2 separate regions of the Homo sapiens genome follow, and region 1 is linked to region 2. A link is a loop called in an ENCODE intact Hi-C map of the cell type or tissue named here. Cell type or tissue: PC-9. All regions are shown on one strand. Links, peaks and the distances in the headings refer to the core of each region. The heading gives the core; the rest is flanking DNA.

What was found. Peaks named below come from ENCODE experiments on the same cell type or tissue, not always from the same donor. Only the 100,000 strongest peaks of a DNase experiment are listed, where the experiment ranks them.
Region 1: it touches region 2 in a loop (7-fold over the local background); 2 of 110 quality-filtered maps call a loop at or near these places.

The regions. Positions count from the first base shown.
Region 1 is chr12:89,111,239-89,126,900 of GRCh38, forward strand. No RefSeq gene overlaps it. Among named protein-coding and RNA genes, the nearest start is that of LINC02458, 99 kb to the left of the region's middle. In PC-9, for the core only: no CTCF peak of the experiment used is centred there; a DNase peak (open chromatin) is centred at 6,343; H3K27ac peaks cover 2,316 bases.
Region 2 is chr12:89,216,108-89,231,769 of GRCh38, forward strand. LOC105378255 (a long non-coding RNA gene) reads left to right here and starts at 6,272. Exons shown (of 2, transcript XR_945169.1): 1 at 6,272-6,313; 2 at 13,822-13,903. RefSeq lists a silencer at 14,912-15,112. In PC-9, for the core only: no CTCF peak of the experiment used is centred there; DNase peaks (open chromatin) are centred at 9,434 and 9,904; H3K4me3 peaks cover 777 bases; H3K27ac peaks cover 3,873 bases.

The DNA.
Region 1 (15,662 bases), core at 4,352-8,351, 110 kb before region 2:
GTACTTTTTCTATGTTTAGATATGTTTAGTTACACAAATACTCACCATTGTGTTACAATTGCCTCAGTACTCAGTGCAGTAGCATGCCATGCAGGTTTGTAGCCTAGGAGCAATAGGCTATACCATGTAGTCTAGGTGGCTCTACCATTTAGGTTTTTTGAAGTACACTCTATACTTCCAAAACGTATATAAAATGCAGTCATGTATTGCTGAACAATGGGGTTACATTTGGCTATTGGTTACATTCAGTCTTCTGTTACCTGGGCTGCACTATTATGTGTGTTACATCAGAGCCTCAATTTCTTTTTCTTTTTTTGAGACAGAGTCTCACTGGGTCACCCAGGCTGGAGTGCAGTGGCGTGATCTCAGCTCACTGCAATCTCTACCTTCCAGGTTCAAGCAATTCTCCTGCCTCAGCCTCCCATGTAGCTAGGATTAGAGGCATCCACCACCATGCCTGGCTAATTTTTGTATTTTTAGTAGAGACAGGGTTTTGCCATGTTGGCCAGGCTAGTCTCGAACTCCTGACCTCAGGTGATCCTCCCAAAGTGCCATTTCCTTGCAACAAAACAGCCAAATGTATCTCCATTGTTAAGCAATGCATGATTATATTTTATATACATTATCCCAACCTGTCTTCAACAATTACCTCATGTTTTTGGTATTATTATTGTTACAACCCTCATTTTACAGATAAATCACAAATCAAAAAGTTAACTGATTTTCACAAAGATCACAGATTGTAAGTGTTAGCCGACACTGGACCCAGGTCTGCCAAATTCCTAGCTTGGGATTTATTTTTGCCTGTGGTAAATTGATTGTAGTAATAGCCCCCAGTTCTTTACTCCTCCCTAGGTCTGTGACCTTGCCATGTAACTCTACAGTTCCTGCCTATTTTGACTGCACTCAGCCATGTGACTTGCATTGGCCAATGATATGACACATATAGACTTGCAAAGCACTTTCGCAGTTGAGCTTACCTGCTCTTACTCCTCCATCATGGCCTGATACCATGTGTGGGCTAAATAGAAATAGTACCAAGTCACCCTGGTAGTCCCACTGAGGCTGTCAGAAATCAGCCAACAGCCAAACAACTCCCAAACATGTTAGTGAGCCCACCCAGATCATCTGAGTCCTGTCAAATTTTGAGCTAACCAAATGCTTCTTGTTGTAAGCCACTGAGGTTGTGTGGTTGTTGATGCAGAATTGTTGTGGCAATAGATGATTAATACACTACACTGCCCCTGCAGTTAGACTGCCTAGGTTTGAATCCCAGCTCCAATACTAGCTGAGTGACCTTGGGAAGTTACTCAACATCTCTGTGCTTCAGTTTCCTGGAAATGAGGAATGTAGACGTATAATGTGGATTATTGTAGTATCTATTTCATAGGGTATTTCTAAAAATGTAAAAGCTTTTTTATGACATATAAATTATATAAAATACACTGTACAAACCTTTAGTGTACATATTGATGGATTTTTACATACACTTATACACATGTATATATGCTCATATAACCACTAACAAGATCCAAATATTTCAGATCTTCAAAATGTCCCTTTATCCCTGCCTGATCAGTAGCTCCTCAAAAGTAAGCACTATTCTGACTTCCATCATCATGTATTAGTTTGGTCTGTTTTTGAAATTCACATAAACAGAATACAATATGTACTCTGTTGGGCTTACCATATTTCACTTGTGTGACTCTGTGTGAGATCATCCATACACTTCAGTATAGCAGTGGTTTGTTCCTTTTCATTACTATGTAATATTGCATGGCATGAATACACCATAATTATTATCTATTCTGTTCACATTGATGGACATTTGAGTTTATTCCACTTTGGAGCTTTTATAAATAAAACATTACAAACATTCTTGTACATGTCTTTTAGTGGATATAAGATCTCATTTATATTTTACTCATATACCCAGGAGCAGAACTGTTGGATCATAGGTTATACATATGTTTAGATTTATGAATGCTGCCAAAACAGTTTTCTAAAATGTTGTGCCAATTTACAATCCCATTAGCAATGTATGAGTGTTACGATTAATTCATATTCTTGCCTGCATTAAGGGATAAAAAGTCAAGTCATAGACTGAGAGAAGATTTTATAACAATATATAATTGACAACTTTCTGAAGAAAGAACTACAAATCAACTGACCAATCAAAAACTTCTACAAAAGCAATATAGACAGTTCAATTAAAAATGGGCAAATGACCTGATCAGCTCTTCAAAAAAGAAGATGTTCAAACGGCATATAACAGGTTCATCAACATTTGTTATCAGAGAGAGATGCAAATTAAACCATAATGAGACAACATTACTATCAAGAATGCTAAAATTAAAACTATTGACAATGCCAGGGGTTTTCTTTTGTTTTTAATAGATGGCATCCAACATACACATCATTCAGCAACCTGTTGTTCAGTTAACATACAGGCTTAGAGAGCTGAACATGTTGCTACAAATATAACTAACTCATTCCTTTTAAGTTCCCTTTAGAATTCCGTAGTATAAAAATACCACAGTTCATTTCAACATTTCCATTCCAATGGAAATTTACTGTTCCAAATGAACAGTAACGAACAATCATATATGCCTCCTTGTGCACATGTGCAAATGTTTCTCCAGAGTAGACAATAGGGGATAAAGTTTGTGTGTCACAGAGAATGTGTATTTTTAGCTTTAATCATTACTAGAAAAATCACCTCTTTATCAGCTGTATTAGTCGGCTGTCCTGCCAATAGTGTATGAGACATCTAATTTAAAAAATTAGATGTCATCCAATTTTTAATTAATTTTTTAAATTGATGTTTAAAGTGGAATATTATCTTAGTTTTGCTTTCTGTGCTTACTAGTGAGGTTAAACATCTTTTCATGACTTTATTGGCCATTCGTATATCCACTTCTATGAATTGTCTTTTCATAACTTTGTTCTTTTTCTGTTAATTATTTATTTTTCTTACTAGCATCTATTTCTAATGCAAATCTTCAATATTTGGTGTGTTTTGTGAATATTTTCTTTCAATCTACCAAGTGTTTTCTAACTTATACTGATCTTTATTGTGACAAGGGTTTATAACTGTGATTCAGTAAAACTTAGTATTTTCCCTTATGGCTTTTGCTTTTATTTCCCGTTTATGAAGGTCTTTCCTATACTAAAGAATGCATATATTTTTATAATATAGTTTTAGTATTTATCTTTTTAATACACTTGGAGTTTCTAGTATAAGATATGTCTGACTTTTTCTCCAAGTAGAGGGCCAATTTATTGAATAATAAATCCTTTCACCTCTTATCTGAACAACGGAGTCATAATATACCAAATTTTATGTAAGAGAATATATATTTCTAATCTCTGTTCTGTTTCATTGACTCACTTATATATCCCTGCACCAACACATTGTTTTAATTAATATCTTTATTTTATTTTCTAGCAAGTGCTATTACAAAGCCCCTGCTTTTTTATTCCTTTCCGAAATTGCCTTGCTCTTCTAGCACATTTACTTTCATAAAATTTTTAGAATTATTCTGTTAAATTTGGCTTAAAAATCATACTTATATTTTTATTGCAGTTGGGGTTGCATTGAATTTGTAGATTATTTGCAGTAAAATTGACATTTTAAAATATTGAGCATTTCTATCCATGAACATGGTTAATCTTCCTATTTATTTCTGTCTTTTATATCCTTCAATAAAGTTTTATAGTTTTCTCCACAAAAGTCTTAAGGAACCTCTTTACATTATTTAAATTTTTGAATGAATTTTTGAAAATTTCTCCTATTAAATTTTCTTTTCTATTCCTTTTTTTTTTAATTTTTGGAGATGAAGGTCTCACTTCATCACCCAGGCTGGAGTACAGGCATGATCACAGTTCACTGCAGCCTCAAACTCCTGGGCTCGAGAGATCACACCTCAGCCTCCCAGCTAGCTAGGACTACAGGCATACACCACCATACCTGGCTAATTTCTATTCTATTTTCTAATGGGATATTACTGATATATAGGTAAGGAATTTTTGTTTGTTTGTTTATTTGTTTTTACATAGTTTTTTTTCTTTTTTGTACTTCCTATACGAAGGTTCAATACATAGTATTTTCTAATAAATATCTTAATGTGCTTTTGGTATTTTCCTGATATTACCCATACTGGTGGAAAAGATTGAAGATAATATGCCAGCTACCAGTATCCCACAAGATTACCTGTGAAGAATTCATGAAAATATACTAAAATAAGTTTTCATAACAATTTAGTATGGAACGAGTCTCTATTAAAACTGTTCAGGGAATATGTTTCCAAAAATATCTCATTATAATATAGGTATTATCATCCATAAAATGATCTGATACCACATTCCACCCACCACACCAGCCCAGTCCCTCTAAGCTTCTAAAACAAGTCCTCACTATCACTGGTTCCCTACTCTTCTCCTCGGCAGATTTCCCCCAGCATCTGATCTTGCTGCCCATCCCTTATATTCATCAGTTCTTCTCTTCTTCTCTCATAGAGCAGTGGTCCCATTAACATGGTAAGAAACTGTTTATTTGCTTAAACAGGCAAAACAGGAGAGGAAAGCTGCACTTCCCTTTCCCTTCCTAACCATGTCTAAATACTGGCTGCCCTTAGTACAATTCTAAAATGGGGAGGGGGAAACAACCAGAGATATAGGTAAATTTAAAGATCCTTTCCCCTTGACTTCCTCTGGTTTCATCTTCAGAGTAATAAAACCAACCATAAAAACTAGTATTTATTAGGCCAGGTGCAGTGGCTCACACCTGAAATCCCAGCACTTTGAGAGGCCGAGGCGGGCGAATCACGAGGTCAGGACTTCGAGACCAGCCTGGACAACATGGTGAAACCCTGTCTCTACTAAAAATACAGAAAATTAGCTGGACATAGTGGCGGGCACCTGTAATCCCAGCTACTCGGGAGGCTGAGGCAGGAGAATCGCTTGAACCCAGGAGGCAGAGGTTGCAGTGAGCCAAGATTGCACTACTGCACTCCAGCCCCTGTGACAGAGTGAGACTCCTGCTCAAAACAAAATAAAACAAAACAAAAACTAGTATTTATTGAGCACTTACTAAGTGTCAGGCTCTGTGTGAGGTACTTTGTATTTATCATATTTAAGAACCCCAACAACCTTGTAAAGTAGAGAGTATTATTATCTTCACTGGGTAGAAAGGATACAGAAGTCCACAGAAGAAAAATAACTTTCCATGTTGCATAGCCAGTAAGTTTGGCTAAGTTAGCCACATCTGAACCAGCCCCTGTTCCTCAACTCTTCTCTAACTCGATAATGTTGTGGGAAGAAAATATGGAGCAAAATAAACACTCTTTTATCTGACACTTATATATTTGTGTTTATGACATTAAAACCTAAAAGATTTTACACATTTCACTGCTCAACACAGTAATCACTGTTTTAGCCATGAAGTACACCCATATTTTGAACCCACTGCAGGACAGAAAATATCGTCTCTTAGTGACACGGGAGCACATATCTGGAGTTGTGCCAAAATACTACTGGTTCCCAAAATGCTCTTGGCCACATAAATGCAGAGAAAGAAAAGCATAGATGGGACTATGATATTTTACCTCAGCCACATTTTGTGGGATTCTATGAACTTCAGGCTGTGTGATCTTGAGCATGTCACTTCATTTCTCTCCGTATATCTCCGCTGCCTCAGTGGTTAAACAGTGGTAATAATGGCACTTACCTAGTATGTTTCTGAAACTATTAAATAGTACCTATATAGTGATCAGAACAGCAGCTGGCCATTTCAAGTGCCATATGAGAATTCTCACCGTCCTTAGATCCTTCATCATTCCGGGTGACAAAGTTCAAATCTACTTTTATTCCAACATCTCAAACTGGATTCCAGTTTGGGGAGTGGTTTGGAGATCCAATTTTGGGGGGTCTTCAAAAACTTTTAGAAGTTTTATTTTCAGACCTACTCGCTTTTCAAAGACAGTGGGATATATGTTTCTGATCCACTGAAAAGAGTATTTGTTTGGCTTAATTTCTCTCTCCTCCTGCTAAAAGCCACTCACTACTCAAGGTCTACTATGAATCTTTTAGGAAAATAAATACTTCTTAAAGGCTTTTCCTTCGAAGCAGACCATGGTGTTTTGACCAAGTACAAATCTTCATCAGTATATCCATGTTTCTGAAGCTGGCCTCCTGTGGCTAAACGAGCTTTGCTCCCACATCTTAAGTTTCTCTACAATTGACTCACTGGGAGCTGGGCTAACCTGTCCTAGCCTCCCTCACTTCAGCCAAATAAAAACATTCCTGGTTCTCACCTGTGCAGTCTAGACCAGCCCTGCTGCCCTGCTGCCCTGCTGTAGTGGACTCCTGCCAAACTTTTGCTGAAGAAAACCTCAGAAACAGGAACAGGAAGCCTATTCAGGGATCAAGTTTCCTTGATATAGATCTGTCCTCTGTACTGCCTGCCTGATCCCTCATCGACCTTTTATTCTCCCACTCCTTGTGGCCTTATCTTCACTCTAACTCATTGACTTTGGGTGTCCTTGAACCAACTTTCTCTAATGGCAGTAGATTTCTTGTCTTCCAGGGCTCAGCCAGCTTTGTGACTAACCCCAGCCTGCCCCAACTGCCTGCTACCTTAGCTTGCTTTTGGCTTTGCAGTTTTCCTTGGCTACAAGCCCAAAGTAGTGACGTCATTCACCTGTACCCCCAGGGCTGACATATCCCAACCTTTTCCCTTTATGTCCCTGTGAAATGCCCTGGCATCCTAGTTGAAGGAATCTCACTAAATAAAAAGGGTCAGAAAGAATTTTTTTACACTACCAGGATGTGAACGATATGATACGGCATTGCAAAGCCAGAGAAAACACATTCAGAGGGTCCTGTTTATTCTTCACAGGGGTAATCTTGCTGTATTGGAGTTTCTAAAACCAAAGCATGCAGTTTTCAAATATTATTTTGAAGAAAATAACTCAGATAATCTGTGTCCATTAGTAGATCTTTTCATCTAGTTATAGGACCTCTATATATAAGATGAAAGGACAACAAACCACTTGTAATCCAGAGATTTGCATTCATATCATTTTTATACTACTGGCTGTGTGACTTTGGGCAAGTCCTCTAATTCTTCCAAACCTCAATTTTTCACATATATAATATTGGGTCCAAAAACACCACTAAACTATAGTTTTTTGAGATTATGGGATGTGTCTTATTTTTATGAGACTCTTCCCCAAAATGTGGCCTAGAGAAAATGCTCCAAATTATTGATTTCATCAGACTGATAAAAGAATCAAATAAGCTGAAGTATGCATAATCACTTTGAAAATTATAAAGCACCATATAAATATTTTTATTATTATGAATGCATTGTGTGCCAAAACATTTTATAGAATTCAGAACATATTTCCCCAAAAACCCATGGTGCAATTCCCTATCCTTCAGATCACAAATTAGATGTTACCTGAAACATTTGTTTCCCCTCCTGCGTGCCTTCATCAGGCTTGTCCGGTCCCGCTTCTTGTATCTTTTTGTCTGAGCTCCCCACTAGATTGTAAAATCCTTGAGAACAGAGCCATATGGCCTATGTCTGGGTCATTGTACATATTAATACTATATATAGCAATTAGTACATGCCAGTCTTCATCTTAAGTGCTTTACCTATAAATATTAACTCATGTAATCCTCACAAAATTCTATAACATGGAAATTACTCTTACACCCATTTTATAAATGTGGAAACGGAGGCATGGAGAAGTTAAGTGACCTTCTGAAGCACACATAGCCAGTGAGTGACAGAGCTGGGATTTGGACCCAGATAGACTAATTCCAGGGTCCATGCTGTTAACTACCATATTAGAGTGCCTTGGTTGGTTGGGTAGGTGGGTGGGGAAGATATTCCATGTACCATTTGTCCTTTGTTATCTCTACTTCCAGACAAGACAATAATGTGAAAAAGCAAAGCTGAGGTTTTATACCCCACCATAAATAAGCTACCCAAAGGATTCTGGTGAGCTTGGAAATTACAGCTTTTAAGCCAAAATGACTCCTATCAACAAAGACACATTCACTTCTCCAGCCTGCCCACTTACACAATTTCCACTCTCCTCCCTCTCCCTCCTTCCCCCGTCCCCCAACAAACACATTGACTATGCACTGGATACACTGTCAGTCTGGTCAATTAATTTTGCTATGTACTTCTCCCGTACGTATCTCACTCCATCCTATGATTTCAAATGTCCTCCAAAAAACATTATCTTTCATACTTTTGTCCAATTTAAATCTCTATATTGAACTGCACACTAGACATTTTTACTTGGATATTTTACAGGACAGGCCTCATATTCAATGGATATTCAATTCAACATATCCAAGTCAGGACAAATGAGCTTCCCCTTCAAGTGTGTTTTTTCTAAGGGTAAATAGCAGCAAGCACCATTACTAGGTACTCTAAATAAAAACCTGGAAATCAAGTTGATCATCCCATCTTTGCATCTTATACCTACTCAGTAATTCATGAAACCCAACAATTCTCTTAACAGTATCTTAACTCCACTCCCATTCCCTCTCAGCATTGTAATCTAAGGCACCAAATCTCTCCTCTGGACAATTCTAAGAGCTTCCTAACAAAAATCCCATTTTCATTCTTGCTTTTCTCTAATCTACTCTAACACAGCAGACTCAAAAAGAAAATCATCCCCCAGCTTAAGTCCATTCAAAACCTTCCAGATGCTTTGTGGAGAAAAATAAAATCTTTACTGTGGCTTGCAAGACACTGGGTGGTTCTGCTCCCACCAACTTCTGCAACTTTAACTCATGTCTTTCATTCCCTGGCTTACTAACCTTCAGAACTTAGGGATCTTTCATGAATTCCTTGAATCTGCCAAGTTCTTTCCTGTTTCTTCTAGGCTTTTGCACATGCTGTTCCTTCTGTTTGGAACTCTCTCTTCCTTATTTACTATTTAGTCAATCCCACATTTATCTTTTAAGCCTCAGCTAAATGTCACTCCAATGAAGAAGTTACACATGTTCACCCACACATGCAGACTACATTAGGTTCCCACATTATACATTTTCATGGCATAATGAAATTTTCCTTCACTACACTTTGTTGCACGATGTATTTCCCTTTGATGGCCTCATCAAAGTTTATTATATGTATGATCATTTATTTTAGTCTATCTTTTCTGATAAACTATAAGTTCCATGAAGTCAAAGACCAGTCTTGTTCACTGTTCTGTTTACAGTGCCTAGCACACATCCTTAAATTAATGAATGAATGAACCAATGCTATCCTGGTAGTTTGGAGTGAAATAATAACAATAGACATTCAAGGTACACTTTTTTATTTTATCCTCATAACAACTTTGTGAGATGGTATTATCACCCTTTGACAGGTGAGGAAGCCAGTGTTCATAGAAATGGGGTTAGTTGCCCAGATTGCATGAGACACGGCTGGTATACAATCCAAATCTGTGTGTTCAATAGCTCAGTTCCACTGAGCAATGAGTTACTTCCCAAGTTATTGTAAAATTTATTCTTCCAGGAACAGGGATAATTGTGATCACTTCACTTTTTAAAGAATAAGTTATTGCCTATGAAAAAAATTTCTCCAGATGCTTTGTATTTTATAAATGCTGGATAATATTAGTATCTCTTTGGCATTTACAGGGAATTCTTCGGGATAAGCAAAACCAGTGTACCACCACTTTCCATTTAAAGTAAAGCCCACTAAAATCATTAGGTAAAGTCCTGATAAATTAAGAAGTATTTCACATTCATTGAAACGAAAACACATAGAGAAAGAAACTGAGTGTATTAAAGCAAATTACACAGAAAAAGGAAGTTGGTGAGATAAAGGCATGATCTAAGAAAATGGAAGAGATACTGGAAGAAAGAGAAGACAGGTAAGTACAAGGACACATGGAAACAAAGAAAGAAAAACAGACTACTCAAGTCCCTGGGAGAGTCCAGAGGAGCACATGGCAAGAAAGATGCTGCTTCTGCTTCAAAGCAAAATAGTAGTGTTTCTGACTATCTAAGAGTTTAGTAGCTAATAGCCAGAGTACCTGATGACTAGAAGGTTTGCTCATACCAAGGTTTTAGAATTGATTGGTCAGTCAAAATTTAAACATAACATTTCCTATTTGCGTCTAATGTCTTTGTTTGCAACATGGGTGAAAGTGAGAGGAAATTTGAGGATAGGAGTTTCTCCTCTGCTAGGCCAAAGTGTGTGTGGCCCCATCTCCAGTGCCCTATTCCCCACTTCTGAAACCAGACTGGGATTTGTCCTGATCCCCTAACTGAGTTCTTACACAGACCTGCTACAGTCAGTCCATTTTTTTTTTTTAACTCTGAATGTTTTCTTCTCCATAGAATGGAGATAGACATTCTGGGCTGGTCTTTCTCAGTGCTATTTGGCTCATAGAATCTGAGAAGTGGGAAGGAGTTGAAAGAAGAATGTTTAGTGTAACGTCAAACTGGACATGTGACTCTCCATTGCATTATCCCACCCAGCCACCACCCCTAATTAGTTCTTTCACCCCTCCCTCAATTCCAACACTTTATTAAATGTTAGTTTTTTATAATTACTTACACTGTATAGTTTTTCTAGGATTATGTTATATTCACATAAATGGAAAGATTTTGAGGTCTTTAAAAATTATGGTGATACAGTTCCTACTTTATGCATTATGCACAAGAAAATATAAATGAAGGATAAGTTAAAATAACAGCATGAGGTTTGCAAAATATTTTTTAAGAAAATCTAAATTTCCAATGTTGTTTTGGTATTCAAAGGAAAAATTAAAAAGTAAGTTGCATCCTTGGAGACATCATCCCTGTATAGCAGTGGTTTCCAAGGTGTGGTCACTGGTTTAGCTGCAGTAGCAGCATCACCTGGATATATATTAGAAATTCAAAATCTCTCCAGGCTCCAGGTAACTGAGAGGGAAAAAAAATAAATTCAAAATCTCTGTCCCACACCAGATGTACTGAATCAGAAACTCTGAGGTTGAAGGCCAGCAATCTGCTTTGTTATAAGCCCTGCCCCTTGAAGTTTGAGAACCACTGCTTTACGCCATGAAGTAGAAGGCTTGGATGTAGATGTGTTGAGGGAAGTAATAGGAATACAGCGAGTGTGTTGGTGTGTTTTCGTTGTTAAAAATGAGAATAATATTAGATTGAACTATATGATGTTGCCAATAGTCAACCATTTCTGCCCTACATAAAATATAATATAGAATTCAACATAAAAATGTATATTTTAGGTTGATGATCAGTGTGATAAGAACTCATGAACTTATGAAATTTTCATAAATGTTCCCTAGTGGTCTAAAACCAACCTGATCATGGCTTCTAATCTCAGAAATGAGCTCTAAAGTAATTACAGGTATGCCTTCTAGTATCCAATAGAGATCATTGGCAGGCAGCCTCCAGCATACATTTCTTGTAAGAAAGTAAGTACTATAGTTGTCTTTCTCCAATAATTAAGACAATCAAGGAAATACAATACCTACATGTTTGCCTGTACATATCTCTGGGCCAAAATAGCAACTGACTGTATTCCCATCCCCTTCTTCTTTCAGGCATATGCCTCCCTCTTCCAAAATGTTCTTCCTTCCCAGCTATTTTTATAAGCAATTACATGCTTATAAAATAACTGACTTCTAGGATGAGATGGAAATTAGCACAGGGCTCACCAATAATTCTGAAGCAAAGCATGAAAACTGAAGCTCTTAGCTGGAGTCAATGCAAATGAAGAGTGAGTCCCATGTTTCTCTTGTCATCCTGGGTTTATCAGTTAATATGATGCAGTAGACTCTGTTACTGGATATGGCCTAGAAAGAAAAACAACACACCTTCTGTTCAATCTATGTTAACTAGATGAGTAATGTTGAACCAGATGAATATGTTAAATGCACCTTACAATATTTGAGATCTTCAAAAGAAAAAGATGGAGCTCACGTTGGAGGGGAAGAAGGAAGAAAGAGGAGGAATGGAAAAGGGAGTAGAATGCTTTTCTTGGGTGTACATGCCTTCTTCTCAAATTACAGTGACAGTGTTTGAAAGATCAAAATTCTGTCATATATACCCTTAAACAACAATGTCCCTCACCAGTATATATATGAGTAATAGATATATATACTGGTATGTGATGGTATACCATCATGGTAAAGGGAATCAATAAGTAGTCAATACTCATAAATGAAAGCAGAGACAGAAAAAGTAAGGGATCTACAAATTTCCATTAAACAATTGTTTGACACCATATTAAAGATTAGTTAGTGAAGACTCTTTAGCCATTCAAATTTTAAAATAATTATGCCCATTCTTACCATCTGTTCCCTATCCCAAATTAATGATATTATGATCAAAGTGCCTGCCCAGTTTGGAAATAATCCACATACTCAAGAGATCACATTTGTGTGTGTGTGTGCATGTGTGTGTGGAATATTAGTGCTCTGACTTTTGGTTGGCTGTCATTGACTTGTTTGGAGAAATGAATTCATGCTTCTCAGTTCATTTCCAGAGCAACAGACAGATGGATAGTAACCTGCCAGATCAAATTCAAGGTTACAGTATACTTGAAGAGTTTGCGGTTATGTATTTTCTTCTTAATGACAATCTCAATCTTACCTCCTTATCCATACCATGTGACCTCAATCAGCCACCTGAGAGTTGAGGGCATTGCCACTTTGCAACCAAACTAAGGTGTGATATGAGTTCTACAACTTATCAAGAGCCCGGAGATCTTGAGATAATTAGAACTAGGTAAAGGCAATAGATTATGTATCTGTTCTTTCTTAGTTATTCTTGCATACCCTCAATAGAAAGGTGAAAATTTTGTTCTGAATGTGTATGTATATTTGATCATAAGAGTGGGGACAAAGCTAGCTCTTAGTCACTGTGAACCAAAGATACTTCCATCTGGTCAGTTTTGTCTGTCACCCAAGTGTTAAAATTGTATTCTACTCTAAATAAGACAGAAATACTTGTTTCTATTAATTATAAAAGCCTCACCATATTTAAAACTTTTAGCCTGGCCTTTTTGATCTAGTCAAATAAAATATTGGGTTAAAAGGTGCTTAACTTAAAGTAACATAAGGTCAGCATAATTCTTCACACAGAGATACACACACACACACACACACACACACACACACACACACACACACACAGTGTTCTTATTTCCCCCAGGAGGACCCAATGGCTCTTTTCCCTCATTTTACCTCGCTCTTCATTCCCACTTACAGGCCCTCGCATAGTTGCTAGCCCAATCCACAGCCTAAGGGGATCTTGTCAGCACATTCAAGACAGCACATTCTCTGCCAGCTCTCACCAATACACACTTCATTCTCCCTGCTTGTGCCAAAATAATTAATAAGTGCTTTGTAGCTTTTTCTCTAGTGCTCTCTGATTTTCCTTGGCTAAGGGTTTCTTAACAGAATACCAGAGATTGGACGGCTTAAACAACAGAAATTAATTTCTTCATATTTCTGAAGGCTGGGAGTCCAAGACCAAGGTGTCACCAGAGTTAGTTTCTTCTGAGGTCTCTCGCCTTGGCTTGTAGATGACCATCTTCTCTTTCTTTCTTCACATGGTCTTTCTCTGTGTCTATGTCCAAATTTTTTCTTATAAGGACACCTGTCATATGGAATGCGAGCTCACCCTAATGACTTCATTTTACCTTAATTATCTCTTCAAAGAAGCTATCTCCAAATACAGTCACATTTTGAGGTATTGGAGGTTAGGACTTCAACTTCTAAATTTTGAGGGGACACTATTTAGACCATAACACCCATTTAAGAAAATGAAAAGGGAAAGTGGGAGTATGGAAAACACATGACTGATTACCTTCAGTACATCAGAGTCAGGAAAAAAAGAACTCTTGTCCCCGAGTAAAAGTGATGTTCTGGGACTTCAAACAGCATGAAAAGAAAAGCAATGGAGTGCAGGGCCATTTACTCACTGAACACTAGAAGCACTGTGCCTTGGCCCTATGAACTTTTCCAAGGCCTATGAAAATGCCTGAGAGCTGAAATTTAATCATTTCCAAATACAAAAAGAAAATTATTACAATAATAATAACTAAAATTAACTTCATGTCCAATGAAGTGGACATTTGGCCTCTCCTCTTACCATTTCATCTTCTACACTATCAATTATTATCTTTCTAAAACACGGATCTAATATGTACAATGTCTTATGTAAAATGTTCCAGTGGTTCCTCATTACTTACGGGATGAGGATTCCAGTTTTCAGGCGGGCATAAAAGGTCAGGTTTCATTTTTTAACTACACCCAGCACTCTAATTACTCCACCTTCTCACCCTTCTCCAAACACACTATATTCCGTTCTCTCCTGCATCTGTGCCTTTGAACGCGGTGCTTATTCCTGGATAGCCCTTGACCTCTTGGTTCCACCACTGAAAATCCTTTATCTTTCAAATCCCAGCTTCAGTGTTACTTCTGCTGTAAAATCTTTACTCTGAGGCCATGTTAATTACTTTTCTGTGTTCCGTAGCACTGTGTACTCACTCCTAAAAGTAATTCTTAAATATGAATTCTTATATATGAATGAAACTTCATAAATAATGATGAAATATTATTTCATAACTAGCGATTTCCATACCACTACCCCATGAAACCTATGAGTTCCTTTACTGTACAAACCATTACTTTGTCCATTTCTTTTCCTTTCTCCTTTTCATCTCTTCATCCTTTTCTACTTCCTTTCTCTTTCCTCTTTTTTAAAAATCTTCATCAGCCATTTTCTATTACTCCTATGTTAACTTCTGCCTTTGGAAGAGCACTCCTATCTGCATGCAAAGTCACAGATTCATAAAATTATAAATGTGCCAAATAACGAAAGAAAAAAATGGATAAGTCCTAGTTCCACAAATGGCAAGAAGTGACTTTTTTTCTCTGGGAATAAAGGCACTCAAATCTTCCACAAATTACCACCACCTGTGACAACCTTCGATCAACGAAAACAATATCTTGTTACAATGGTAGTTAGCTTCTCAAATAATTTCCAAGTGCATTATGAGGAGATATATTGGGTTAAGATTTTTCCTTTCAAAATAATGAGTAATTAGCAATTATTGTTTTCCATTAATTATTGGAGTAGAAATTTACATGCCTGAAGATGTTCAATCAAAAAAGTACAACCACGAATGAAAGATGTGTTAAAGGGGATATCATTGTTGAAATTGCAATAAAGTACCACTTAGGGGCCTTCCAAGTATGAGAATGTATCACTACATGAAGTAAACTACACAATAATGAAAGTAGCGAAGACAACGCAAATCCTGCATAAAATGAAACATAAAGTACATATCAGTCCATTGATACATGGAGCTACATTCCAGATCTCCAGATGTCCTGTTATAGTCTTTTTCTATTGCACCAAAATACCTGCATGCAATATTTTCCAATTACTTGAGAAAAAAAATGAAAGACTGAAAGCAAAGAAAATGTGAAGCAGAAGTGCGAACAGAAATCAAAGCTTTCCAGTTCAGCAGACCTAAAGAATTTGACTGCAGGACAAAGTGATCATTTACCCCAGTCAGGAGGAAAACTGTTGGGCTGAAAAAAATGAAAGAGATTGTGAAATCCTCTGATGATATTGATGACATTTCACCCTATCCAAAGATTAACTCA
Region 2 (15,662 bases), core at 7,572-11,571:
CTTCTAATATACTGTCATTTCTCCACTGAGGACTGTCTTCCATACATAAACCACATACACAATGTGCAAGGGCACGCCCACAAGCATGCCTTCTTTAACTATTTCCAGTTCCTCAGTCTTCTGTATAAATATTACCTACACTAGGAATTTCATTCCTAATTCCCTTGCTTCTGATTTAAATGTTCCATCCTCTGTGCTCCTATATATCCTGTTAATGCCTCTATCAAAGCATGCATTGTAATGAATAATTTGTTGCTATTGTTACTTATTGTGGGCCTGCCCTATAAAGGCAGAGACCTGGATCTAGCACAATACTTGACACACAATAGGTGTCCCATAAATCTTCCTTAGATGGAAGAGCAAATGACCTATTGAGAAGCAGTGGTGGCTGATAAGCCAAAAAAGGAAACAATCTTTGACATTGAAAACATTGGTTTTAGTTTTAAAAGATTTTTATTTGTGAACAAGAAGAAAGGACTATTCATCTCACATTGTCTTAGAAGCTTGGAAACAAATTATATTTAATACTTGAGACTCTTCAGAATGTTATAGCCTGTCCTTCACCAACTCAGCACATTGATTTAACAGAAGTCCAGGAGTACAGTTAGTATTCCTTGTACTGATCTAGCACATGGCAAGCGTGTGTGCACACACACAAACACATGCTTATAGGGTACAAATCTTCTCCTTAGGTGAATTCACTGGATGTATAAATGCACACAAGGTATCACACAACAGATGTTCTACTGAGGAATTAAAAATACATAAATAAATCTTTAAATTTCAGAGGGAAAAAATCTATTTTAATAGTTTCCCAAGTATGAAATTTTAGCAGATGGTGCTAAATAACTTATCACATCTCTGGGACCTGGCTTATGCCACATCATGTTGGGCCACAGCTGAACAGCCTGGCCTCCTGATTTAAACGCAACCAAGCGATATATTTGGCATTTCTGTGACATTGAGTGAGAGGCTTTAATTCATGCCCAAGTTGCTATTACATAACCTGAACCACAAATGAGCTGAAGAAGTTATGTAGCATTCTGTCACTGTCATTAGAAAAAGTATTAGGCCCAGCGCAGAGGCTCACACTTATAATCCCAACACTTTGGGAGGCCAAGGCAAGAAGATCACTTGAGCCCAGAAGTTTAAGCCTGCAGTTAGGCGTGATCTTGTGACTGCACTCCAGCCTGGGTGACAGAGCAAGACCCAACTGAAAAAGAAAAGAAGAAAAAAAAGAAAAGAAAAAGAAGGAAAGCAGGAAGGCAGGAAAGCAAGAAGGCAGGGAGGCAGGAAGGAAGGCAGGCAGGTGGGCAGGCAGGCAGGCAGGCAGGCAAGTTCTAGTGTAGCAACTGCGAGAAGTAAGTTCTGCTTCTCCATCTTCATGGATCCTTTGCAGATTTCAAGTAATTTGGATTTGAATCATGAGTCATTAATGTGAAAGGTGCAGAGGAGACTGGGAATGTTTCTCTGTGCAGTTGAAAACTTGTAGGGGAGAGTTCAAAGCTTACAAAGCCTCCAGCAAAACTTGAGCAATGGGAAAAGGTGATGAGCTTTCTAATCCTGGGCTTCTCAGTCTATGTTCCAAAGGATCCAAATAGGACTAAGGCACAGCTTATGTCACACCCCGGAGTCTGACAACACCCAAACAAACTGATCTGTACTCTGTTCAACGGACAAACCCACTAACCATGCACTTGCAAGTCAGGGCAATGTCAAATTGCTATAAAAATGCTACATACTTACTATTTCTGTACTTTTTTTATTGCAGACAGATAACAAATAGTCCAATACTAGTCTGCAGGCCACGTTATGAGTGGCACTGGTCTGAAACTTTTGGGGTTTTTCTCCCTAATTTTAGGTTTACTACAAGGACCAAGCAAAGAAGTTGAAGGTAATTGATGATGATTTCTTCATAGTTTGTAGGCAATAGTCAGCTTATTGTACTTAGTCTAATGAATATTGAGAGCAAAAGATAGTTAACAAGGGACTAGCTTGAAAAATAGACTGCTTAGAACCCCTGAATGGGCAGTAAAGCAGACCTGCTTGTTTGCAGCAGCAGTGGCCATTTTTAAGGGTATTTATCTAGGAAATTATTAAAGAGGAGAAAACAAAAACATGCAGATCCAGTTGAGAAACCATCCTTACCAAGACGTGTGAAAGCTACAAAGATTACATCAGAAGTAAGAGGACATTTATCCTGTCTGCTGTTCGTCCCCTCTCTCTCTTTTCCTATGCCTTTAGTTTTCTAAATAAGAGGCCATAAAGAATAATTATTTAATATGGTTTGGCTCTGTGTCCCCTACCCAAATCTCACCTTGAATTGTAATAATCCCCACATGTCAAGGCGGGGACCAGGTGGAGATAATTGAATCATGGGGGCAATTTTCCCCATGCTGTTCTCATGATAGTGAGTGAGTTCTCATTTGATCTTATGGTTTTATAAGAGGCTTCCTCCTTCGATCGGCACTCATTCTATCTCCTACCGCCCTGTGAAGAGGTGCCTTCCACCAGGATTGTAAGCTTCCTGAGGCCTCCCCAGCCATGCAGAACTGTGAGACAATTAAACCTCTTAGACCAGACTAATACATTATTAATTCATAGGACTTAAAGGAATATTTATGAAGATAATAGATTTAAAGTGTTTTTTCCAGGCTGTGCTAACTCCCCCCTAAAATACCTGGGATGACATAAAAAATGACAAAAGACAAAATTTGTTATATCTCTATGAACTAAAACTGGCAGCCTGCCACAAGAATCTAATGGGGATTTCTATTCAGTCCAACAACGGGGCTGGATTTTTAAAATTCAGAGCCTACCCATGCTTCATCTGTTCAAACATAATATCTTAGCCACTTAAGAATCTGAAAAAATAACAAGTAGGAGTTCCCAGCTGATTCTCTAAGTTCTTCCTCCCGTCTCTTTTCTCTGACTTCTAGACACACAGACCTGTGTTTCCTGCTACTATTTGGGATTTTGAGGCAGCTAAAATCCATCGGCTCTTCTCTCTGCATTATCCTTCAACTATTTGGAGACCAATTAGAAGAGAAAAATAGGTGAACGTTCTAGAAATGGATGTACAGAAAGCATTCCAGCCATTTGTTTTTGGAATTGTAGATTTCCAAGTACTCTTATCTGTAGCAGGAGTTCCCAAAATAAAGTTCATAGAAGAAAGGATATTTTTAAAGATTTTGCAAATAAAGAATTTGGGGAAGAGATGCATTCCCTATCCCTGGGTGTTCAAAATGCATGTAGTAATTTTGATATTCTGCAGGAAGCAATCATGTTTAAATTTTTCCCCAGGTAAAGTTCATAGAAGAAAGGATGTTTTAGAAGATTTTGTGAACAAAGAATTTAGGGAAGAGATCCATAGCCTCTTCCTGGATGTTCAAAGTGCCTGTAACAATTTTGTGATATTCTGCAGAAAGTAATCATGTTTAAATTTTTATCCATCATTGCCTAAGTCCTTTTGCCTGGAAAATAAGTTTCTCACATAACAACTCTTAATACCTTACATAACAAGCATTTTTCAGAAAACACATCAAGAAAAGCTTGTTGAGAGAATAAAAAAGTAAGGATAAGTCCTGGTCCCTTTTCTGTGCACAAAGCTGCCCTAGATGAATGCCTGGCTGATCCTGAGAGGTGGGCAAGGAGAACTGTCCAGCAAGTACTAGTATAATCAAATTATCCTACAGTATGAATCTGAGGAGTGAATTTGTCAAGTACCAGAAGTGTCCATGAGGAAAACCTAAGTCAATCCACACACCCTGCCTGATCACAAAGACTGATTTAAAAAAGAGACTTCTCTCTGTTCTAGTATGAATAAAGAGAAAACAATTTAAAGTCTATAAATTAAGGTCTAAATAGAGGAAAGAAACATCATCTAGAGTACTCCATAGGAGATCATTTTCTAGAAATAATTCTGAGAGCCAATGTTTTATTTTATTTTATTTTTTATTTTATACTTTAAGTTCATACATATGCAGAACATGCAGGTTTGTTACATAGGTATACATGTGCAATGGTGGTTTGCTGCACCCATCAATCTATCATCTAGGTTTTAAGCCCCTTATGCATTAGGTATTTGTCCTAATGCTCACCCTCCTTTTTCCTCCTCACCCCCCAACAGGCCCTAGTGTGTGATGTTCCCCTCTCTGTGTCCATGTGTTCTCATTATTCAACTCCCACTTATGAGTGAGAACATGCGGTGTTTGGTTTTCTGTTCCTGTGTTAGTTTGCTGAGAATGATGGTTTCCAGCTTCATCCATGTTCCTGCAAAGGACATAAACTCATTCTTTTTTATGACTGCATAGTATTCCATGGTGTATAGGTGCCACATTTTCTTTATCCAGTCTATCATTGATGGGCATTGACTGGGTTGGTTCCAAGTCTTTGCTATTGTGAATAGTGCTGTAATAAACATACATGTGCATGTGTCTTTATAGTAGAATGATTTATAATCCTTTGGGTATATACCCAGTAGTGGGATTGCTGGGTCAAACAGTATTTCTGGTTCTAGATCCTTGAGGAATCACCACACTGTCTTCCACAATGGTTGAACTAATTTACACTCCTACCAACAGTGTAAAAGCATTCCTATTTCTCCACACCCTCTCCCGCATCTATTGTTTCCTGACTTTTTAATGATCATCATTCTAACTGACATGAGATGGTATCTCATTGTGGTTTTGATTTGCATTTCTCTAATGACCGGTGATGATGAGCTTGTTTTCATATGTTTGTTGGCTGCATAAATGTCTTCTTTTGAGAAGTGTCTGTTCATATCCTTCACCCACTTTTTTTGATGTTTTTTTTTTTTTGTAAATTTGTTTAAGTTCCTTGTAGATTCTGGATATTAGCCTTTTATCAGATGGATAGATTGCAAAAATTTTCTCCCATTCTGTAGTTTTCCTGTTCACTCTGACGATAGTTTCTTTTGCTGTGCAGAAGCTCTTTAGTTTAATTAGATTCCATTTGTCAATTTTGGCTTTTGTTACAATTGCTTTTGACATTTTAGTTATGAAGTCTTTGCCCATGCCTATGTCCTGAATGGTATTGCCTAGGTTTTCTTCTAGGGTTTTTATAGTTTTAGGTTTTAGGTTTAAGTCTTTAATCCATTTTGAGTTAATTTTTGTATAAGGTGTAAGGAAGGGGTCCAGTTTCAGTTTTCCAGTGTGGTGTTATTTCTGAGGCTTCTGTTCTGTTCCATTGGTCTATATATCTGTTTTGGTACCAGAACCATGCTGTTTGGGTTACTGTAGCCTTGTAGTATAGTTTGAAGTTAGGTAGCATGATGCCTCTAGCTTTGTTCTTTTTGCTTAGGATTGTCTTGGCTATAAGGGCTCTTTTTCAGTTCCATATGAAATTTAAAGTACTTTTTCTAGTTCAGTGAAGAAAGTCATTTGTAGTTTGATGGGAATAACATTGAATCTGTACATTACTTGGGTCAGTATGGCCATTTTCATGATATTGATTCTTCCTATCCATGAGCATGGAATATTTTTCCATTCATTTGTGACCTCCCTTATTTCCTTCAGCAATGGTTTGTAGTTCTCCTTGAAGAAGTCCTTAATGTCCCTTGTAAGTTGTATTCCTAGGTATTTTATTTTCTTTGTAGCAATTGTGAATGGGAGTTCACTCATGATTTGACTCTCTATTATTGGTGTATAGGAATGCTTGTGATTTTTGCACATTAATTTTCTATCCTTAGACTTTGCTGAAGTTGCTTATCAGCTTAAGGAGTTTTGGGGCTGAGATGATGGGGTTTTCTAAATATACAATCATATCATCTGCAAACAGAGACAATTTGACTTCCTATCTCAATACCCTTTATTTCTTTCCCTTGCCTGATTCCCCTGGCCAGAACTTCCAATACTATGTTGAATAGGAGTGGTGAGAGAGGGCATCCTTGTCTTGTGCTGGTTTTCAAAGGGAATGCTTCCAGCTTTTGCTCATCCAGTATGATATTGGTATGGGTTTGTCATAAATAGCTCTTATTATTTTGAGATATGTTCCATCAATGGCTAGTTTATTGAGAGTTTTTAGTTTTGGCCTTTGGATGGGTTTTTTGTGTGGGCATCCTTTTTGTTGATGTTGATGTTATTGCTTTCTGTTTGTTAGTTTTCCTTCTAACAATCAGGCCCCTCTTCTGTAGGTCTGCTTGAGTTTCCTGGAGGTCCACTCCAGACCCTATTTGCCTGGATATCACCAGCAGAGGCTGCAGAACAGCAAAGATTGCTGCTTGCTCCTTCCTGTGGAAGCTTCATCCCAGAGGGGCACCCACCTGATGCCAGCCAGAGCTCTCCTGTATGAGGTGAGGTGTCTGTCAACCCCTGCTGGGAGGTATCTTCCAGTCAGGAGGTATGGGGGTCAGGGACCCACCTGAGGAGGCAGTATGTCCCTTAGCAGAGCTTGAGCGCTGTGCTGAGAGATACTCTGCTCTCTTTGGAGCCAGCAGGCAGGAACGTTTAAGTCTGCTGAAGCTGCACCCACAGCCGCCCCTTCCCCAGGTGCTCTGTCCCAGGGAGATGGGAGTTTTATCTATAAGCCCCTGACTGGGACTGCAGCCTTTCTTTCAGAGATGCCCTGCTCAGTAAGGAGGAATCTAGAGAGGCAGTCTGACAACAGCTGCTTTGCCACACTGTGGTAAGTTACAACCAGTCCGAACTTTCTGGCAGCTTCCTTAACACCGTAAGGGGAAAACCACCTACTCAAGCCTCAGTAATGGTGGATGCCCCTCCCCCAACCAAGCTCAATTGTCCCAGGTCAACTTCAGACTGCTGTGCTGGCAGTGAGAATTTCAAGCCAGTGGTTCTTAGCTTGCTGGGCTCCATGGGAGTGAGACCTGCTGAGCAAGACCACTTGGCTCCCTGGCTTCAGCCCTCTTTCCAGCAGAGTGAACAGTTCTGTCTTGCTGAGGTTCCAGGTGCCACTGAGGTATGAAAAAAAACTCCTGCAGCTAGCTCAGGGTCTGCCCAAACAGCTGCCTAGTTTTGTGCTTGAAACCCAGGGCTCTGGTCATGTAGGCACACAAAAGAATCTCCTGGTCTGCGGGTTGCCCGCCTTCTGCGTTGGTCTCTCTGGGAGCTGCAGACCAGAGCTGTTCCTATTCAGCAATTTTGGCTGTGTCTCAAGCCAATGTTTTAAATTGTAAAATTTCAGTGAAATACACAATTTCCATCAAATGACAATATAAAACTTACAGTCTAAATATATTTAATAGACCTAAAATAAATTGAATATCTATCAAAAATAAAACACTCTAGTGTTAACCAAATGTATAATTACATTCTTTTTTGTCTTTGGTTTTTGATGTTGTTGTTGTTGTTGTTTGCACAACACAGTCTTGCTCTGTCACTTAGGCTGGAGTGCAGTAGCACCTTCATAGCTCACTGCTGCCTCAAATTCCTGGGCTCAATCAATCCTTTTCCACCTTTTCGTCCAAGCTCAAAAATCTTTCTCAACTGCCGTTAAGATCACACTCACTCCCCAACCTGGATAATAACCAATTAAATGCTTCAAATAATCTTTCTCTGTCTTTTGACCAGGGCTTCAACTTCCACTTAAAAACCTGAACTTGACACCTTTTTGCTTTCTTAGTGGAGTTAATTAGGGAATAATTTTAGGCAAAACAAATCCATTGAAACATACAGTGATTATATAGATAGCAAATAGTAAACATTTGCAGAAGACAATGAAATGAAATGTTATACTGCCCACTTGTAGGCATAGTTTTAAGCATCTTACAGAGAAATGAAATTGATTGAATTTTTACAAAAGTCTCATGTGATTAACACCTTCAAGAGTAGAGCCATCTTCAGAGAACCCAGAGTCACGAAGCTCAGAGATTCTCCCCCGGCATTAGGAAGATACCTTTAAATTTAACCCAAAGCTTGCATGGAGTCATCAGAGATCTGCACTTTCTTTCAAAAGAAATCAGCCAAATTATTTTTCTTTCATTTTTTTTATCTCATCATGAAATGAACATTCAATGCTATATATTCCCTCCCACTAATAAGGCTAAAATTTAACCAGAAAGATGTAATCATACTTTTCATTTAATAATGTACTTTATGGATATTTCAGACTCAACCTCGACTAAAATTTCTTCTTTTGTATCTTTGTGATGGTTAATTTTATGTGTCAGCTTAACAAGGCTAAAGGATACTCAGAGAGCAGGTAAAACATTATTTCAGGGTGTGTCTGGGAAAGTGTTTCCAGAAGAGATGAGCATTTGAATCAGTAGGCTGAGAAAGGATGCCTTCACCAATGCAGATGAACACCAGCTAGTCCTTTGAGGGCCCTTTTAAGAAGAAAAAAGGCTGAGGAAGGATGAATTCACCTCTTGGCTTAAGCTGGAACTTCCATCTTCTTCTGCCCTCAGACACCAGTACTTCAGGTTCTCAGGCCTTCAGACTTGGACAGAGACTTACATTATTGCCCTCCCTGCCCCCACCACATTCTCAGGCCTTTGGAATCAGTCTGAGACTTACACATTTGGCTCTCCTGGTTCTCAGGCCTTTGGAGTTGGACTAAATTACACCGCTGGCTTTCCTGGCTCTCCACCTGGCAGATGGTATATCATGGAACTTCTAGGCCTCCATAATCACATAAGCCACATTCTATCAAAAATTCTTTTGTTCTGTTTCTCCAGAGAACTGTGATTAATACAAACATATAGTCCTTTTTCTGTGTAGTAATAGGTATGTATTCTTTCATCTGCCCAGCACCCTTCCCTTTTCTGGCACAGACCCACCCATTCCTATTTCCATCTTCCCTCACGCCACTACATGGTTCCCATGAGAACTGCCAATCACAAGAGCCCATCCACTGTGCAGAGAGGCTGCGTGTGACCTGAGCTGGACCTTCCTGAGTATCTGCAAATTGGGACTTACAAAAACGGGACAATCCTTCTCTGATATCAAGGCTTAGGATCTGAGTCTGAGAAGGAGGTAACCTTGTGGAGGAGGTCTGTAGGAAAACATGTCGAAAAGAAGTGAAAGTTAAAAGAGAGAGAGACTGGAAGGCATGTAAGTCTCTGTTTCCAGTGATCCTGCAGACCCAGTTCTCTCCTTTGCTCTTCCCTTTTGCCTGCACTAAAAGGAGACATTTGAGGTTGCATTTCTGTTACTTGTATGAAAAGGGTCCTATTTAATATAGATTCTCTCATTATTCCTTTCATTAAGGTTAGACTACGAAGAGGAAATCCCAGCCTAATTCATTTTTCATTTGATTAGCATATCTGGACCAAAAAAAAAGTTTAGTTCTAAGAAAATCTGAACCATTGGCCAATTGGTAGTAAGAGCTTCCATCACATCAGAGCTTCCATCCAGGCAGATCTTCACATGCAAAAGCTCTCCTTTGCTCTTCTGGCTCCTGAATATAGATGAGCTCACCAACGTGACCTCACTTCAGAGAGCACTCAGATGAAAGGAAGTGTGATGTCGGTGAGTCAAGGGCAGAGGCGAGACACCCGCCTCTCAACTCAAGTTTCCAGGCAGAGAAAACCAAAGAGGGGGGCCAGGTGCAGTGGCTTACGCCAGTAATCACAGCACTTTGGGAGGCTGAGGTGGGAGGATCACTTGAGCCCAAGTAGTTTGAAACCAGCCTAGGCAACATAGTGAGACCCCATCTCTACCAAAAAAAAAAAAAACTGGGACAAGATTCTAAAACCAGCTCACACTTCAGGCTGGTAACTCATGCTTTTGCTGCCTGTGGAAGTTCAGCCTTGAGGCCCTGAAGCTGACTCCACAAACAGCTCAGCTGCTCCCCTACAGTGCTCATTGCTTTATGCTGCAATAACAGCCACTCCTTTCTCTGGTTTGGGTCCAACAAACAATCCTTCCCTTCTCCTCTAATACCAACCTCTCTGTAGTGAGCTCATGTCCTCCCTCTCTCTTCCTCTCCCTCTGACTCATGGTGCTCAAAGCTTTAAGAAATAAAAACCTGTTGGACCAGCCAGACTGGAATCATCAACTTCAAATGGGCCAGCCCTTCCGTGAAAGGGAATCTCACTTTCATTGTTAGCACCAAGGCTCTGAATTACTTAACCTGGTCATGAAAAGCCCCAAACCCAATTCTTTCTTTCACCAGTTAAAAACAATAGTTGTTATATGTCTTTAAAAGGAAAAGAAAATACACCTTTAGTAAAACAAAATTACCCTGGTATTTCCACATCTCAAAAGCGACGTCATTCATGTAGTTTTAAAACTAAGCAATGAAGTGATTCCTTCTTCCCTGTAGTGTTTTTAAACATAGTTTTGTTTTGTTTTTTGGCTTTGGCTATGAAACAAAATATTTTAAGGGAGCCAAATTCAGAAATATAAGAGCCGTCAGCAGAAGGGATTTAAACACAATCATCTTGAAACTTGAAGCACCAAGCATAAAACCTGTATATTTTATTTTTTCAATAAATATTTACAGAATTTATCATAAAGTGGTTTTCCAGTGGAGAAATAAGGATGAGAAATAAAAATGTGTTACCAAATATTTGTGGTATAAAGGAGTCACTGTTGTCCAAACCAAAAAACAATTCGCTAGATCTCTAATCTCTCAGAATTTTTAAATAAAAACCCGGATTTTTAATCACTTTGCTGAAAAATAAAATCTTTATCTTAGGTATCAGGGCAAATAAAAGCATTTTGGGGGGTGGGGGGGGCTGTCTCTGTCCTCTGTAAGCAGGACCTTTAAAATTGAGTTGATATGTTATTACCTCGCTCTCCCAGACCAAAGATGATTTCATCAAACAATTCTTGACAGACTCAGGTGAAGTTTATTTTGCTTCTGACCCAGTGGTGATGTTCCTGTGAGATCTTGGTACATATAGTTCTTATGATAAATATCTTTAGATTTGTGCAGGAGAGCAGAAGAAAAGAATTTGTTGAGGCAAAATTCCTTGATTTGAATTTGAACCTGCACTCATCATTAGGCAGTCTATAAAACAAGGTGCAATCAAATAAATTGAGCATAGCAATATTTTTTCAGCATTATTGTCCTAACTGGCCAGCGAGCTTTGTGGATGGTTTTAAGTGGTTTGGCTGGTCTTTTCTGTAGAGTAGTTATCCATGAAGAGATGATTAGCTTTCAATTACATGTAATGAATGCTCACTTGGGTTTCTTTGCACAACCCCCTTTTCTTCCCCTATATTCAACCTCTGGGATAATGAACTCTCTATAAACTATCCCAGTACTCAACTAAAAAAAATCATGACAAGGAAATACAATCATATGGCTAGCTCTGTTGGTATTTGGTGAGTTCTTGGGAAAATCATTTTCGCTAAATATTATTGAAAATGCCCTGGCATAAAGCTTGTAATTGGATTGTTTGTAACTCAAAGGACAAATGCTTGAAGAGATGGATACCCCATTCCCCATAATGTGGTTATTTTACATTGCATGCCTATATCAAAACATCTTATGTACCCCATAAACATATATACCTACTATGTACCCATAAAAATTTTTAAAAATTGAAAAAAAAATTAAAGAACAAAAAACATCAGACAATTTAAAAAGAAAAATTTTTAAAAAAAGAAAAGAAAAGAAAATTCCCTGGCAAATTCCAGCCAAAGAAAGATCTAGAAAAAGCTATGGTTTACTACATATTTAAGCTCCTAAATAAAGATGTAGAAATGTAACCCCAGCCTACTGAGGGTTAGGTCTTCCTGTATTTTGAAATGAGAGAGGCCAGGCATGGTGGCTGTAATCTCAACACTTTGGGAGGCCGAGGCAGGAGGATCTTTTGAGCCCAGGAGTCCAAGACCATCCTGCACAACATGATGAGACCTCATCTCTACAAAAAATATTTTTAAAACTTAGCTGGGCGTGTCAGCACATGCCTGTGGTCCCAGACACTCAGAGGCTGAGGTGGGAGAATTGCTTGAGCCCAGGAAGTCAAGGTTGCAGTGAGCAGTGTTCACACCACTGCACTCCAGCCTAGGTGACAGAGCAAGACCTTGTCTCTAAAGACAAATAAATCAATGAAAGAGAGGCAGTGAGTTCTTTAATCATCTTTACATTTTACTTTAAAATTCACTGGCATGGTCCTTCCTGAGATTGATTCACTTCTGATAATGCTTCTTGTAAAGAAAAGCCAAGTAAAATCAAAATTGAGAATAAGATATATTAATGAACTGAAGTAAGTTTGCACAGCTACACAATGACAGAGAAGGGATTTTTAAACCCAAGTCTTTCTGATCCCAGAACCTACATGTGATTTTGCTACTTTGCCTCTTATGAGATAATGTGGATCTGATGCATACACAAGATCTCCAAATGTTTTTTAGCCCCTTTGATTTCTTTTTAAGGATAGTGAGCATTTGCATAGGCACTGCTGAGTGTTTTTGTCAAGGACATAGTACAATCCATTAAGAGAATCCAAGCAAATGAATTTCCAATCTGTCTTCGGTCATTCAGTTCTCTATTCTCCCTATCAATCTAAAGCAGCAAAATCTGATCATTCTTTCTATTCGCCTCTGGAATGTGTTTTTTGTATTTTGAAAATGAGTGCTTCTCATGTTCCAGTAATTCACACCAACTCAAATGTTTTAAACGAAGCCAGACTGTGAAGGAATTTGAGAGGAAGTAGAAAACTGCCAATGATTGCTCCCAACTCATCCCTGCTCACTCCATTCCATGCACAGCTGGCCTGAACATAAAGCACCATCCCAAATTTAGTATAAAATTCATTCTAAAGACTCTTTCATGTCATATCATCATCTAGCTGGATAACAATATGGGCTTTTAATTCCCTTTTCTAAAATTTTACACTATCCAAAAATTAAATCAAAATGTTTCTTCAGAATCTCCTGGTCTCTTTTTTAATTTGATGAAGCTAGCAGCTTGCATCCACTTACCAAAGTGACAAAAACAAGATGAAAAATGAATCTAACTGCTATTTATATACAGCATCACAACATGAGCTGTGTTTTCTAAGTCGGCTGAAAGGGGTGCAATCTTGTTGAGCATGGCCAGCTGCTTTCAAATTTCTTGATAAAAGTTTTCTTCAGGTGATTATCTGTCTTTTGAAGAGAAGGAGCATACTTCAATGCCAATATAGTGTTAACTTAAAATATTTACATGTAACACTCTAAGAGGTTACAATAGTTAACAAAGGAACACTACACAACAATAAAAAGGAGCTAACTACTGATACACACAATAGCACAGAAGAATCTCACAGACATTAAGTTGAGTGAAAGACATGGACTGGGGCCTGAAAAGGGTGGGATTGGGGGGAGGGCGAGCATCAGAAAGAGTAGCTAATGCATGCGGGGCTTAATACCTAAGTGATGGGTTGATCTGTGCAGCAAACCACCATGGCACACATTTACCTATGTAACAAACCTGCACATCCTGCACATGTACCCCTGAACTTAAAATAAAAATTGAAGATTTAAAAAAAACATTGAGTGAAAGAAGCCAGACACCAAAGAATATGTACAGCGTGATTCCATTTAAATGAGCTCTTTCACAGAACTCAAAACTGGTTAACTGGTTATCATAGTGTGGAGGCTAGGAGGGATATTGTCAGGGAAGGGATTGAAGGAAGCTTTGGTGCTGGAAGTGTTCTGTATCTCTATCTGGGTCCTGGTTACATGGAATATATATAACATATATTATATATATAATTTATATATACATAAAGTCATTGAGCTAAGTACTTTAGATTGGTGCTCTTTAAGGCCTTTACTCAATGTACTTTATATTTATACATGAGTGAAAATATTTTCTAAAAAGTTCAGCCTAGTAATATATCAGAAAAAAAGATGAAATGACTCATGCATTGAACTTTACTGACAACTTTGTTTTTTTGTGTTACAGAAACTTCTTTAAATGATACTTACAGACCTGCAATTCCTTATCTGCAGTTATGAAATCCATAAACAAAAAGCTTGAAAACCAACAATTTTCCAACGGACATGAGGTTATTTAACTTATTCCACATTCTACCTAGTACAAATATTCACATGTCTCACTATGGAAATATTAATCTTTAATTCTTGGGTATTGTTCATACCTTCATAGTGGTGCTACATAACATATAGTACATGTACATTATTATCTTTGTGACATTCAGAAGTGTTCCAAATTTCCAAATGCATCTAGTCCAATGGTTTAAGATAAGGATATTGTAAAACTTTATTATTTGAAGGTGCATTTGAAAAGGTCTAACTAGTATACTAACCCTGCGATTTCACAAATATTGCTTAAGATGAGGTTAAATCTATTTAAGTAAACTGTGTGCTGAGTTATCAAAAAAAAAAATTTAAGTAAATTATAAGGTGGGTCACAGCCTAAACTGGAAAAGTGGCACAGGAATAACTAAAGTTTAAGAAACATCCTTCTAGCATGTTCAAAAAGATTTCAACATGTCCATACAAAGGGCCCAGTCACCTACATAAGACAGAGGGAGAAGGCAATGACTTCATTGCATTTTTCCCAGCACCAAACATGACCTTGCAGAGGGTATCATTAAACAAAGGCTTGCTGAATTGAATTGAATCTCCAACATCCTGCATCCTTTGACCTCTGTTATACACCATTCCTGAAAAGGAAAAATGAACTTTTCAAAAAAATAAAGTTTAAGACCTTTGGGAAATAGTCTTTTGGTTTCATTTAGCTGATTGTAAGAAAAAATAGAATTACATCTTGGTTTTTACCTTTTAACTTTAGGGTATGTCTCTATTTGATGCTCTCAAAGACTCAGATAAATCACTAAGTCCCTACTGTTCATTCTGTTCATACAAGAACAAAAATCTTATGAACAACCCACATGAAATTCACCACTGACTCAGGCTTGCTCTGGCAAAAGATTTTCTTTTTTTGTGCTCACTCTACATTGCACCATAACTTTTGAACTACTGCTTTCATATTTATTCCCTTTATTTCCTTGTGTATTCCCCCAAGGAAAGGAACTCATTGTCTGTATTCTGCCCAAATATATTCTGGAAGCACTTGAAGTATTTGCCTCATGCCTCTGTATCAGTTTCAGGGCGATCATAAATCAACAGTCTGTGGACCAAGGTGCTCAGACCAAAAACATGCCTTTGAAAAACACATAGCATCGCTTTCCACAAGCAGCTGCAGCCTCTTATTAATGGCTCAGGAGTCTTTCACACCTCCTTTTAAATCCAGTGCATTTGAAGTAATAAAACAGGGAGCAGTTTATAGACAGGAAATATTAAAATATTTAATTGCTTTTTTTTTTCTTGGCACAAGACAGCCTCAAGCTTTCTATAACACACGAATAAGGGACACCTGCCCATGCTTGAATGGACATGAAACAGAGAATTGCTAAATTGGATACATCTGTGACTAAACCTCTGCTTTTAAACCCATATCAAGCTCATTTCTTTTTATTAGTTCTAACCATTTCCCTCCAATTACCTTTCATTTTCTTATTCCTTCTCCTTGTCCAGGTTACAACAAAACACAAAAGAATAAATTGATATCATACCCAAGAGATCCCCTAATCTATCCCAAACAGAAACGGCATACAACTTGAACCTTGAATATTATTCCCATTGTCCAGTTTTATAACCTAGACCATTAAACCCTTCTCAGACTCTAAATGTTAAGAATACTAATGGAATCACTAAATTTTTTCACAAGCCTCTGTATAGGGCAGAGAAAGGCAGCCTGTTGTCAAGTCCCAGCTCTGT